2 separate regions of the Homo sapiens genome follow, and region 1 is linked to region 2. A link is a loop called in an ENCODE intact Hi-C map of the cell type or tissue named here. Cell type or tissue: MCF 10A. All regions are shown on one strand. Links, peaks and the distances in the headings refer to the core of each region. The heading gives the core; the rest is flanking DNA. Region 1 has its middle 68 kb from the start of LINC02424. Region 2 overlaps NAV3 (neuron navigator 3).

Region 1 (7,716 bases), core at 1,297-6,296, 97 kb after region 2:
AGGTAGAAGGGGAGCTGATACTCCAAGTGCTAAGTGCCAAAGAGACATAAACTATATTATTTCTTTTGGTCTAGTTCATAGGAAGAACATTAAAGTTGGGAGAATAGTTAAACTGGGCTTTGAAAGATATGTAAGATTTAGCCAGGAAGACACAAATGGAAAGGCATTAAACATAGGGAAGAACATGAGGTGATGAAAAATCGTAAAATACTACTACTTGGATTAAGAAAAAAAGATAAATGCAAGACATTTTGAAGGAAAAGTAAATAAGGCAGATTATGCAGTAGAAATGGAGAAGAGATAAAAATAAGAGTGGTATTTTAGAACCTATGTATTTATGAATTTAATATTCTTCAATTCAGCTATTTAAGAACCACTCTCAAAATTTTATGAAAAATTTTAGAATGTTAATCACGTAGGTTATTCTGAGGTTTACATGTGCTTATATATGTAAAACTACTTAAATATTGATTGTGTGGGCTGTGAGCTTGGGTTCAGAAAGGGTGCGAGTCCAGAATTCATTTCCAAAATAATGATTGATGTGAAAGTGAAGATTCTTAAAAGTCTTTATGTATCAGTTTTAAAATGTAAAAAAGTCTACTATACTTGCAGAAGAACATTACGGTCTTAGTCTCTCAAAGGCTCTAAGCATATTAAGTCTTCTGTCCTTTGCAAAGTCTTCAATTTTGGCATGAAAGAAAGAAGGAAGACAACACCTTATTAAGTTTGTTTAGTTTCTTGAATACCCCAGTTTTGTTTCCATTTTAAGCCCTTGCCTTCTTCATGGGTGCTCTCACCTGAACTTTTGCTTGTCCAGGTTCTGTCATAATTCATGTCATAATTCAAATGATGTTTTCTTAGAAAATCCTTCCTTGTATATCCTAAAGTAGTTTCTCTTCCTTAGATACTGAATTATGTCATGTTTCATTTTTATTCAGAACACTAATGGAATCTATGCATCTATGTTTGCCAAGTTATGTGTTTTCTATTTTATCCTCTAGATGGAGTTTCTTTTTATCATCTTCCTTTCGATGGAAATTTTCTGGTGTTAAGAACCATTATTATCCCTGTGTATCACTGTATTTTTGGCACATGAAGGGATGCTTAAGAATCAACATGTTATCAATATTTGTTGAATCAATGAATGAATGAACATATTAAGGGGCCATCCTGTCTATTTTGAATAACTTATAGGTATATATCCCAAACCTTGACCAATTTAGGGTAGCAATAAACCAATCTTTGATATATCCTTGTGGAAAATACAAATCTCTAGAGTATATAACTGTATGTGCTTGATTTTGTTTTCAAATAAGGATAGTGAAGTAAACCAAAAAGTAAAACTGAAAACATTTCTATTGCTGTCACTCTTTTGTGATTTTTCTGTTTTTGTCTGTCAGAGCCTTGCTTTGCTTTGGCATAGGTAGTTCCTATCATACATGTAGAATTGGTGAGTTGATGGCTATATCAGGGAGTACTTGGCTAGTAAGAGAAGAAGCCAAACAATTAGTTGCTTTCTCAACATGATGCCACACAACCAGTGAGCAGAATTTTGCGCATAGCAGCCACATTCCCTCGGTCATTAGAGTACTGCTACTACTTTGTGCTCTTGAGGGAGAACATCTTCCTCTGAAAAAACTGTAAGAAAACATGCAAAAATAAAGGAAAAACAATAGCAAACTGTGCTGAGCTTTCTAAAATTTTGTTCTTGTATTCTATCTCTTGAGATAATTATTTAAAAATCTGGTATCTTTATGAAGCTTTTAGACATGTATTATGCATTTTTGAGCATCTCTACCCTGACACTAATGCCATACCTATGTGAGGAAAACACAGATTTGAAAAAACTGAATGCCTGGCATCTTCAGCTATTTTTCTTTTACTTATTTGATTTTTATGAAAAGCGTTTGTGTAAAAAGGTCCAAACACCCACACTGACCCTAAGTGGGTCAGTTCTCAGTCACTGTCAGTCTCATGTTGTTCTTTACATTGTTTGAGAAATTGAAGATAATGATTGTGGTACTGCAGCTACCGTAAAAAGCATCTAAAGCTAAACTTTCATGGAAAAAAAGATTCCTTTTCACACTGAGTGAAAAATATAAGAATTTTCTGTTAACAAAGCGTATTTTTAGGAAACATTCATAAGTAGCAACTTTACAAAAACATTTTCTGATGCCTGCAGTTTTTAAACTTTTTTTTCTTTTTGCCACTATTTCTCAAGTCTTTTGATTGGTCATTGAATAACTAATGTTTGTGCTAAATTCTCACAAATTCTACCAAAATCCTAAACTATCCTGATGTGTCATGTGAATCCACATGTCTCAGAAAAATATTATCTCATACATATATGAGCTAGATTGATAGGAAGAATACATATTTGAAGGAATAGAAAGAAATGTTCATGTTAGAATGCTTGTAGTGATTTGAATTTGATTTTCAGATCAAAGAACACTGAAATATGTATTTTTGAAGTATAATCAACAAGAATAATGCATCTAAGTGTAGCTATTTCAAAAGCCAGAAAAGATAATACAAAAGAAAAGATGACATATGTTTTTGACCAATGCAATTTCAAAAAGCAGTAATGGAACTACAAGGGTTTATAATAATGGGATATTATGTGTAATTTCACCATTTACTAATTTTCTATAACAAGGAGAATGAGAAGGCATGGTTTCTGTTTTTTTTTTTCTTTCTTTTTTTTTTTTTTTGAGACAGAGTCTCGCTCTGTCACCCAGGCTGGAGTGCAGTGGCGCCATCTCCATCACTACAAGCTCCGCCTCCCGGGTTCATGCCATTCTCCTGCCTCAGCTTCCTGAATAGCTGGGACTACAGAGAAGGCATGGTTTCTAAAGTGAAGAGATTTATTTTATTCATAGAAGAATTTAATTGCAAAATGTTTGCTAAATTCAAATTTACTGAGAGCTAAAGTTAGCTTTTAGTTGTTCATACTCAATATCCATGATAATCTCTTAAATCAATTGGAATTGTAATTCTTAAGAAGAATTTGCTAGGAAATGCAATTTGGATGAGAAGTCTAGAAATCAATATGCTAGCATTAAACCAGGTCTCATCTCTCTTTTCTTAAATTTTTCTGTTTTATTTCCTGTTTTCCTGAACTTTTTAGTTACGGTTCTTATTTTATTTAGACTTTTTGTTTACTTATGGAAACAATATTATTAGAAGAAGCATTGCTATGTACATTACACACTCCTGATTCAGTTGCACAAGCTTTACAGTCAGCCTGTTCTCAGCTCTAAAATTACATTTGCTTCACTGAATTATTTCTCTTTCGCAAGGCCCCTGATGCCAAAGTACAGCCCTGAAATGGAAGTTTTGAAAGAGCTAATCATGAATCATAGTGGTTGGAATAACTTGGAATACATTGATGAAAAACATACAGCAGCTCTTTAGGGTTGCGATGGAAAAAAAAAAAGGTCTTTGATGAACTAGTTTGATGTGTGGTTTCAAAACTGGTTGGTAACAGAACAGTCATATAGCTAGAGAGAGAGAGAAAAAAAAAAGATGAAGTTTTTCCCAGAAAATCTTGACAACTTCAGGGAGGAAACTTTGTATTCCCTTTCAGGATTCGTGGGAAGGAATCCTGACTTGTTCAAAGACTGGTTTTTATTTTACAGTCCATTAATCATTGAGTACTAATGGGCTGTGGAGTAGGAACCCGGGGTCACCCAGCCAGAAGACTGCCCATGATTATGACAGCATGGCAGAGGTCTTCAGCTGAGGGTGGCCAACCCAGTCACAGGGAACCTTATCATTAGTCATCATAATGGGTCTAGCTTGACATACCCTGAGCTTTCAAGGGAAGCAGTGTTCAAACTTTTAAGTCGCCTGGTGTAACTATTCAATTCAAATAACATATTTTTCTAGATTTTTCAGTTACGAAAGGTGAGAAGAATACAAGATAATGAAATCAAAATGTACAATAATGTTCCCTCTTCCTAAATAATTTTCAGTTAATACTACAAAAATATTATAGATTTGACAGAAAAAATATTACTTTTTCCAGGTTAAACATACATTCACATTTAGTGTACTACAGATATTTTTCTTTTTTGGTTGCCCTCCAGTTCTTCTCTCTTTTTCTTATTCCTCCCTGAACTCAATCTGCAGACATTGTCAATAATAAATGTTATATAAACTTGGTTTTCAGAATTCTTATGGTTACAAATCCTGTCTGTAAAAACAGGACAGAAGAGTACTGTAACATGATCCATATGATAGTTGAATATTGCTTATAAAAACAACATTAAAAATCTAGTGCTTTCTTTCCTTGTAAGAAACATATCTCTTCAGATGGAAATTATTTATAAGTACCAGAAAAGTGCCCAGAATTGAATGCCTTTCAGACAATAGAAAAAATTTTCTGATATTTGACAGTTTTATTTAATGGTTTTGGTGATAGTTTCAATGTTTTAAAATTTACCACCAATTTCTATTTTTTTGTCCTTACATAAAGATGTATAGAATATATTTATAGAAAACTTGGTGTTTAAATTTTAACACATGTAAGTTGAGATTTTATTAATTTAGAATATATTGTCTTTCATATAGCACTTAACAGGAAGCTTAATTTTGCAATTTGTGATTACAAGTTTGGTACACAAAATGAATGCCACAGGGTAGATTGACAAGAAAATATTCTAAAATAATTAAAATATAAAGATGCTTTTGGAGATCCTTGTGAACTTTGTAAGCATCAAGTACTTATATATAATTTATTTCCTAATTATAAACCATTTTCCTATTCACACAAATACATCTAAAAACCTATAATAGACCGTGTTAACCTTCCTTTAAGGTATAATTTTTTGATATATGTGAAAATTCTGACATTTCTCCTATTTGGATTAATCTTCCTCACTGAGCATCCCACTGATTAGTCTATCTAGAACCAAATTTGAAACTTACTTTGATGTTTTGTGAGGACGACTTGGCCCAGATGAAAACCAAAACTAAGAAACTGTCAATTTAGGTTTGTTTTTGTTCCCCCTGAGAAAATTTCTTTGACTATGACAGTGATAGTTTATATTGTCTGGTGTGCATTTTAATTGTCCTTATGTAACACCATACAGACCCTAGAGGACTCTATTTAGGCAGTATCAAGGCTTGAATCAGATCCTCCATTTGCCAGAACTTTGATTACCCTCTAATCCACATGAAGGCAGGATCTGATAAAATGGAATCTGTGTTCTTAAAATTCAAAACTTCATTCATATAAGGAGGGCCATAAACAACCAGAAGAGATATAGATTTATGTAGGGGATGAGCATTATGTAGGCCAGGGGTCCCCAACCCCTGGGTCATGGCTTGTTAGGAATTAGGGCTGCACAGTAGGATGTGAGCTGTGCTTGAGTGAGCAAAGCTTCATCTGTATTTATAGCCATTTCCCATTACTTGCATTGCTGCCCGAGCTCTTCCTTCTGCCAGATCAGTGGTGGCATTAGATTCTCATGGGAGTGTGAACCCTATTCTGAACTGTGCATGTGAGGGGTCTAGGTTGCCTGCTTCCTATGAGAATGTAATGCCTGATAATCTGTCATTGTCTCCCATCACCCCCACTTTGGGACTGTCTAGTTGTCTAGTTGCTGGAAAACAAGCTCAGGGCTTCTACTGATTCTATGTGATGATGAGTTGCATAATTATCTTATTATATATCACAGTGTAATAATAGAAATAAAGTGCATAACAAATGTAATGTGCTTGAGTCATTCTGAAACTATCCCCTGCCACACCCATCCATGTAAACATCCTCTTCCATGAAACTGGTCCCTGGTGCCAAAAAGGATAGGGACCTCTGACCTAGATTGTAATGTGGCCTCTAGACCCTAGGCAATGCTGGTCCTTAGATCAAGTGGCTTCCAGGTAAAAACCACCTTGTACTAGAATTCTTCACTGGAAGAGTTTCAGCTTATATATTTTTTCCCCTGCAGAGTTACCTTTTGCCTCTCCCATCTCCCTGACAACTATTTCAATTGCTTTTGGACATCCTGGTTAAAGTTTATATAACTCACTAATGCGAGTGCTGGTATGTTACAAAGTCTACCTAAAACAAACAAACTCAACAGATAAATTATAGGTGAATGAAGGAATACTTGTTGTATTTGTAAAAAGGTTTCACTACAGGATTTCTCTAAATATTTCTCTAAGGCAATTGGAATAATTCAATTAACTTAAAAAGACTTTCAGAAGGATATCCATAGTTAGTTGTAGTTAATTCTTTTCATGTTGATATTAGCACAGTGGTGATATTTTGAAATACCATTAAAACTAAGTGAGAGCTTTCCAAGTCCTCTCAATGTTTATAATTTGTCAGAATTAGATATTTCATGCAATTACTCAAAATTGTTCATGAGTATCTACCAAAAAACAGTGACAGAATACAAAACAATATGCCAACATTAACTAACATTTTTGTAGTATTTTATGTATTATTTTCACATGCAATAACTTGACCTCTTAGAAATATATATTTATATATATTTATATATGTATATATATTTTTATATATAGTATAAATATATATTTATACATATTTATATACATATATAAATATATATTTATACTATATATAAATATACATATATTTTTATATATATATAAATATACATGTATACATGTATATACATGTATATTTATATATATATAAATATACATGTACATTTATATGCATATAAATATACATATACATGTATATGTATATAAATATACATATACATGTATATGTATATAAATATACATATACATGTATATGTATATAAATATACATATACATGTATATGTATATAAATATACATATACATGTATATGTATATAAATATATACATAAATATACGTATATATTTATATATATAGAGAGATATATAGAGATAGATAGATTAGAATATTTTTGGTAGAAGTGGGTTTTCGCCATGTTGGCCAGGCTGGATTTGAATTCCTGTGCTCCAGCAATTCATCCGCCTAAGCCTCCCAAAGTGCTAGGATGACAGGTGTGAACCACTGCACCCAGCTGATTTCAGGTATATTAAAAACTTGTAAGTTAATATTGACTTTTGGCAGAATTTTAGGAAAGACTGTTAAACATACTTTTCATATAAGTTAAGATGGCTATAAGTAATAGAAATATAACTATTGTTACTTAATCCAATGATAGTTTATTTTTTAATGCAAAAAAAGAACTCTGAGGTAGTCTAGATCTTCCTGCTGACTGTATGGTGCCAAAAGTGATCTGGCTCCTCATTTGTGGTTTCTTTTTTATATTTATAATATTGCTGCTCTACTTCCAGGCATCATGTCTATAAAAATTGCTTACCAATTCAGTGGGCCACTTTTTATCGGGAAAATAAAACAGAAGTAATCTGCTTGCATGTTGTTAGCCAAGACAATATCACATGGCCACGCTTCTGACACACATCATATCTTCTGAATAACAGCTCACAATTTTCTATTTCTTAACCCCTGCTTTGTCTTGACCAAACTTTAGTCAGGCTTCTCTCTTTCCCACAAGCCGCTGTACATCAGCTTGCCCCCAACCCTGAATGAGCCCTAAAATGCAGAACATGCCCCCTTATCAGTGTATCCTGGGAATTGACTGACCATAACAAGACGTATTTCTAGTCAAACCTCCAAACATGTGGTACTTACTCTCTCCTTTGCCTCACTTCCCCTCACCTACCACTCAGCCCTCCCTATAAAAGA
Region 2 (6,792 bases), core at 1,668-6,667:
TTTTCAAGGACTCTATTCCTATGACTAACAATGCTGTTGCTGTTTAGCATGATATTTTAAATTCTAGCTTATGTAGAACAATAAATCATGCTATTTTTTTGTTTCTTCTTTCAGGGGTAGAAGAAAATAGTTTGGACAGTTTTGTTTTTGATACGCTGATTCCTAAACCAATTACCCAAAGGTACTTTAACTTGTTGATGGAGCATCACAGAATTATACTCTCAGGACCGAGTGGTACTGGAAAGACCTATTTGGCAAACAAACTTGCTGAATATGTAATAACCAAATCTGGAAGGAAAAAAACAGAGGATGCAATTGCCACTTTTAATGTGGACCACAAGTCAAGTAAGGTATGTTACAGAATTCTAAGAGAACAGCTACAATTTATCCATAAGTGTTTTAAGCAATCAAATTATAAGATTTTGTGAGACTTCCATGTTGTACATGGAAAAGAATATCCATCTTTTTTTTACTAGAATTGTAACCTGGTGAGTGATCAAACTCTGTTTCATGAATTTGAACAAGACTACTATTTTCAGTAACATTCAGTTATCAGGTACTCCCTAAGATATTGGGAATATACAGAATAATATGACAGGTCTCCTATGGCATGGTTTCTCTTAGACATCCACCTAGAAACTGTTACAGTAGAAAGAGGTCCGTGCACAAGCAACAAGGAAGAATAACTTTTCTTGGAGGCATCAGAGCTTTATAAAGGGGTAATAGTTTGTTGGATCTTAATAGATAAGTAGGAAATAACATGGGTTTTGCAGGAATGGAGATTTGGCAATAATTAGAATATTCCAAGCAGATATTCTGGGAGCAGCAATTTGCTTATGTCACATCTCCCTAAAATTTTTGTTTAGGAACCTTAGGAAAGTTAACAACATTCAATTTCACCACCATCTACGGTCTAATGTGCCATAGTAATCAGCCTGAACACTCAGATATTAAAAAGGCATGAGGGCCTATACGGCGTAGCCTGTACTTTCTTATTTTCTGAGTAAAACAAAAAATCCTAAAAAGGAAATAGTTGATGGCTAACATATTTTTAACACTAACCTAGTTTTACCTGTAATTATTTATTAAAGTCTGAATCAATGAAACCTAAAAGTTTCTGTCGGGAAAATGCAACTATTATAAGCAATACCTTGAGGGAATCCCAATTATACTGGGTCATATTACTCTTTCAAGGATAACCTGGTTCAATGATCTAAACTGTCCCAGTTTCTCAGAAACCTGAAATCTGCAAATTTTCAGAAATAAATGTGACTCCCAAGAGCAGCCCAAACCCATTAGATTCTTGAAATAAGCCAGGCATATAGCTTAATGAACAAAAAGTATTAATTTTCTCACCTGTAAAATGAGGGAAATAGTAGGGCTATTCTAAAGACTAAATAAATGAGTGTGTATATGCATGTGTGTGTCTGTGTGTGTGTGAGAGAGACAGAGAGAACAGCGCAAGTAGCAAGCACGATATAAGAGTTGCTTGCAATTTTTAATTATAGCCCTTGGCTCCCAGTGAAGATTTCTCTCACAAGCATACACACACATATGCACAGTGCACGCGCACATACACATACAACCACACACACACACATCTTTGTTCAAAACCGTTTTATATGTGTCCTTCAAAAACAACGATGTACATAAAGCACAATGGGATCTCTTAAAGTTAAATAAATGCAATACATAAATTCTGAATATTTCCTTGGAACTCAGACCTATTCAAATGTGGTTGAACCACCATCTAAAGAAAGACATAGAACCTGAGGTAGAGTATTTGGCTCTTCTCTGAGCAAAAGTAGGAAGAGCACAATTGTCTGTTTGCTTCAGCTGACATGTTTAATGCTTCCTGTGAATTCTGTCTCCTCATATCTTTATATAAAAGCCTTTTAGCACAGTTTTAAATATTTTCAGCCAAAAAATATGAAAGGTTTGAAAGGCCTCTTAGTCATCCTCAATGTTTGTTTTTTCCTCAATGTTGGTATGACAAAACTCTTTACAAGGTACTTTTTTTATGGAATAAAAAAGTGTTTAGAAAATAAGAGCAAAATAGATTTATTGGAGGAGACCATGACATTTTGATAAAGTTGAGGATCACTTAAAATCGTTTTGAATTAAATAGATGAAGTTTCATTAGAATGTAGTTAACATGCTAAAACAAAATAGGTAATTCCCATTAATTTTAAAACATAGCTTTCCCTAAAAAATATCTATCTGTCTATCTATCCATCTATCTATATATGTATGTATATATTTCAGCTTAGGAAAAAAAGTTTATTGCTTAGAGATGTTCTGTTAAGAACATGTTAGTGTCCTATTAACTTTTTTATGAAATATTTCCGACACTCTTATTTTTTGCTTTTTCAGAGTACAGGCTATTTGTGCCATTATTAGGCCAGTTCAGTACTTCATTGCAAAATAATGGGCAGGGGAAAAGCATTGCCAAGCATTGGCAGAGCTAATGATGCTAGGAAACAGTCATAGGAAGAAACTGTTTTTATTTTTTTATTTTTTATTATTTTATTTTATTTTTATTTATTTTTTTTTTGAGACAGAGTCTTGCTCTGTTGCCCAAGCTGGAGTACAGTGGCACGATCTCGGCTCACTGCAACCTCTGCCTCCTGGGTTCAAGCGATTCTTCTGCCTCAGCCTCCTGAGTAGCTGAGACTACAGGTGCCCACCACCACACCCAGCTAATTTTTTTAATTTTTATTTTTAGTAGAGACGGGGTTTCACTGTGTTAGCAGGATGGTCTCAATCCCCTGACCTCGTGATCCACCTGCCTCGGCCTCCCAAAATGCTGGGATTACAGGCATGAGCCACTGTGCCCAGCCCAGAAAGAAACTCTTGAACAAATCACAATAGCATTCATTCCCAAGAAAACACAAATTATAACTAAAAAATATTTATTTTTTATGTTATTCCTTATGGTTTGAAGATATGAACAAGCTATCAGTAATGCTGAATACAAACTCGTTGCCAGAAAATTTGGACAATTTTTGCCAAATTGACAGAGAATACCCACTATTTTCCTGGGAGTTGGGGGTGAGGGTAAGTGAGGATAAATATAAAAAAAGAGGGGATGACAAGTTGAGATTGTGTTAGGGATACCAACAGTGTAGATTTACTGAAGTAACATGATAATGAGGCATGAAATAATAAATCCTGTTCCTGAAAACCTGGAGCTGTGTAAATGCTGACGCATTTTATGCTGTGCCATAGATAGCACTGAAGAGACAAATCCAAAAAGCACTTACTGATTCAGAAAAAAAGAAGAAACTCAAACCACAAATCATCAAATGAAAAACATCTTTTCATGTTTTCAGTACCTCTGCACTTTACATTCTGTTCCTCTTCCCACACTTCAAGCCCTCCCTCAAGCTGCCAGCTGGAATATTTTGATTGAGAGCAGTACACATAAACAATTACACTTTGTGACATTCGATATAGTAGGCCCAGAGGGCTAGAGGTGGATTTAGTAGAGAATACATGGTCAGCTGAAGCCATTTGGAATGTTAGGCTGGAAAAGATCAGAAAACTGTACCTGATAGATTCCTTTTTAGTGTGTCTGGAGTCAGCATCTGAGAAAGCAGTGATCTACCATTTTTATGTAACTGTGGTGTTCCACCTGTAGTTTCAGAGTATGGGATTCATCTCATTGCCAACTCCCATCTGGTAGATATGCCTGTTTCCTTCTACCTGACTAGATCTGGAAAAAAGACTTTTAATGCCGGTGCATCAGTGCCTCAATCTAAGATTTCATTTTCATCAAGCTAGAGTGGGTATCATGAAGTTATTTCAAGGGAATCTGTGAAAAACTCCTCTAAGTTATAGGAAAAAAGTTTATTTATGTTTGCCTGTTTCTACATCCATTGCTTTATACCTACCATCAGATTCCCAGGGGATCCACTACCCTCTCAAGATGAAAGAAAGCCACATTATAATTAGAACCTAAAGGCTCTGATTGTCCAAAAATGACCCAGTGACCTGCTAATTACAAAACTCAATTCCTTTGTGCCTCCCCACTCTCTCTCTCTCTTTCTGACATTCATGTTATCATTTTCTCCTTGTTTCCTGCTCCCTGGTAAATTGCTTTTCAGTTTTTTTCTCTCTGCTCTTCCTTCACTTCCCAGTAAATGAAACTGTTTTTCTTTATAATGAACTATTCTGTTCTCTCTCACTTTTATTCTCCTTTGGATGACTCTTGTGGCTTCAACTTGGCTTGACTTGTGTGGTTGACTTCAATTAAACACTATCAGCCATGCCCATTCTCCCAAATTTGTAAGCTTTCTATCATCCTACACATATGTTTCTATTCACCTACTAAATATACCTGTTGAGAATTGACAATTTCAGCCCCAAACACATATTATAAGTTTATCCTCTTCCATTGCTTTCCAACAAAACCACCCTCCACCCCAGATTAACATCCTCCTCTGTTGTTTCTTGGATTTCTACAATTATTTTTTAACTACTTGATACACGATTTCCTTTAAATTTCCCTTCTCTCTTTTTTTGGGATATATTCATTCACCTCATGGAACATAGAATATCTTTTCATAATTAAAATCTGATCAAATTTTTCAATGTTTTCTTATAGATTTCTGTACTACATCAAAAACATCACGTTGTTCCTTGTTCAGTCCCTTAGTATCTCTAGGCTTCAATAATTTCAACATTCTCTTGGCTGGTCTTGCTTCTTCCTTTCAATATGCTCACCACATGTTAAATCACCATTGTGACTACTTACTCAGGTCACCAGAAGAATGTTTCTTCACTGCCAAAAGGAGATGTCCAGCGATCTTACTAATCATTTAAGGTTGCAGTTTCCTTTACAATTTCATTACCACCATTTCCTTTCACAAAACACATATTCTTAGCTTTTTTCCTACATGGATATCATATTTTCGTGTTTCTGACTGGTTATTCTTCTCTATTTGGAAAGCTCTTCTGTTGTGTTTAAGCATCAAGGTATTACCCAATCTTTAAAATAAGGGAATAATAGCAAATCATACTGCCACCACAGTACATTTTCCAGACGCTACAATCAATCTTTACATACTATAAACAAAATCTTTGATCTATACTTTTTTGAAGTAGTGTATTATTTTGACTGTGAATTATTGTTATATATGTATATGCCTGACCTTCTATTCCAGGAAGGTAATAAGCTTCTTAAATGCTATTTCCTTTTCTAATTAATTCTTCTATCTTTCACATTTCTGTTTCCTTGGATAAATAAATTGCTTTCCTCTACTGAAAACAAAGAAGCAAACAAACATATCAATGTTCCACACTTCTTTATATAATAAAATGCAACTTCTTCTGCATGGATTCAAAGTCTTTTTTTCTTTTTTATTGCCACCACCAGTAGCATGTACTATATTTTTCTATAACCACAGAACACTTATTTCCCAAAACACATCATACACTTACACTTTTCAGGTTTCACTTTTTATTCTTTAGATTTCAATCCTTTTTATTATTATTATTATTATTTGCTTTTTTTTCCCTTTTAACCACTGTACTCTGTTTTTCTGTGAACCTTAAGTCTGGATTAGATGCCTCTCTTATGTCTCCCTATAATGTTTTGTGCATTTCACTTAGCACACTGTATTGTGAATCACTTGCTCACCAGCTTCTCTGCTTATCAACTCTAAGTTTCTGAAAGACAGAAATTATGTTTTATCTCTAAATCCCTGGTGCCAGCAGGATGTGCCAGTTGGAATTAATCTCTTTCCCTCCTATAGGCCACATGCCTCCTTTATCCTCTCTCATGGAATGTTTTACCTTGCATTTTGTAAATTCATCATTATTTACATGTGTGCCTACCACCCCACTCAGGCTCCAGTGTTACCTCCTCCAGAAAACCATTCTTGACACCCAGCAGCTAGGCTAAATCTCTTCCCTTGACTTCTCATATCTCATAATATATTTATGATATTATATTGATATCATTTGTAACATTTAAATTCCAGTCCCTAATGTGACAACTCTTAGAGCTTGCAGGGGAAACCAGCCTGATTACCCTTTTTAGTCCTCATGTCCGGAAAAGTACTTGATGCAGTTCATAATAAATGTTAAACCTACTTAAACTCCATTGATAGCAGGAATCAGACTTCACTATTTTTGTATACCCAGGGCTTGGTCTAAGGCTATGAACGCAGTAGATAGACAGTGCATATTTTATAAACGAATGAATGACTTAATGTAGCTAAATTAGTGACATAAATTTTATTTTTTCTTTTGAAGTAAATAGAATTCTCCAGAATATTCAACAGTTTTAAACATATTTTTTTCTGCATTCTCTGACTTAGGCAAGATTTATTTTATGTGATTAGCTCAATAGAAAACAAATAGTACTTTATTTCCTTAATACATTTTTATATTTGAACATAAATAAAAATTACTAAATGCCTCAAAATCCTGGCCCGTTGTTTTATCTCCTACTTTTATTTCCAGCAGTGGTGTTACAGACAGAGAGAGGTTGCATCTAGAGTGAGCAATTCACATATTTACCTGGCTGCCAGAAACCAAAATCATGGAATTGTTTTATAACCCTGAGCACGATTTGCAAATTGAAAATGTCATTGTAAATATGCAAATATTATGGAAATGTTCTTACTGATTAGGATAATTTTAAGAAACCTAATTATGTTCCTGGCCTACCCATCTGTGAGAGCAGTCAATCAGCAAACTGGTTATCATATTTAGATTAAAAGCTATTAGACAGGAATAATACCTGTAAAAGAACCAATAAACTCAGGAGATGCTAAATTTTGTCTT

Evidence for each region. Hi-C counts contacts between places; a loop is a spot of excess contacts. Peaks named below come from ENCODE experiments on the same cell type or tissue, not always from the same donor. Only the 100,000 strongest peaks of a DNase experiment are listed, where the experiment ranks them.
Region 1: it touches region 2 in a loop (3-fold over the local background); 3 of 110 quality-filtered maps call a loop at or near these places.

What each region holds. Positions count from the first base shown.
Region 1 is chr12:78,287,462-78,295,177 of GRCh38, forward strand. No RefSeq gene overlaps it. Among named protein-coding and RNA genes, the nearest start is that of LINC02424, 68 kb to the right of the region's middle. In MCF 10A, for the core only: no CTCF peak of the experiment used is centred there; DNase peaks (open chromatin) are centred at 2,790, 3,300 and 5,780.
Region 2 is chr12:78,189,870-78,196,661 of GRCh38, forward strand. NAV3 (neuron navigator 3) reads left to right here. Exons shown (of 40, transcript NM_001024383.2): 34 at 115-350. Among named protein-coding and RNA genes, the nearest start is that of LINC02424, 170 kb to the right of the region's middle. In MCF 10A, for the core only: no CTCF peak of the experiment used is centred there; a DNase peak (open chromatin) is centred at 4,772.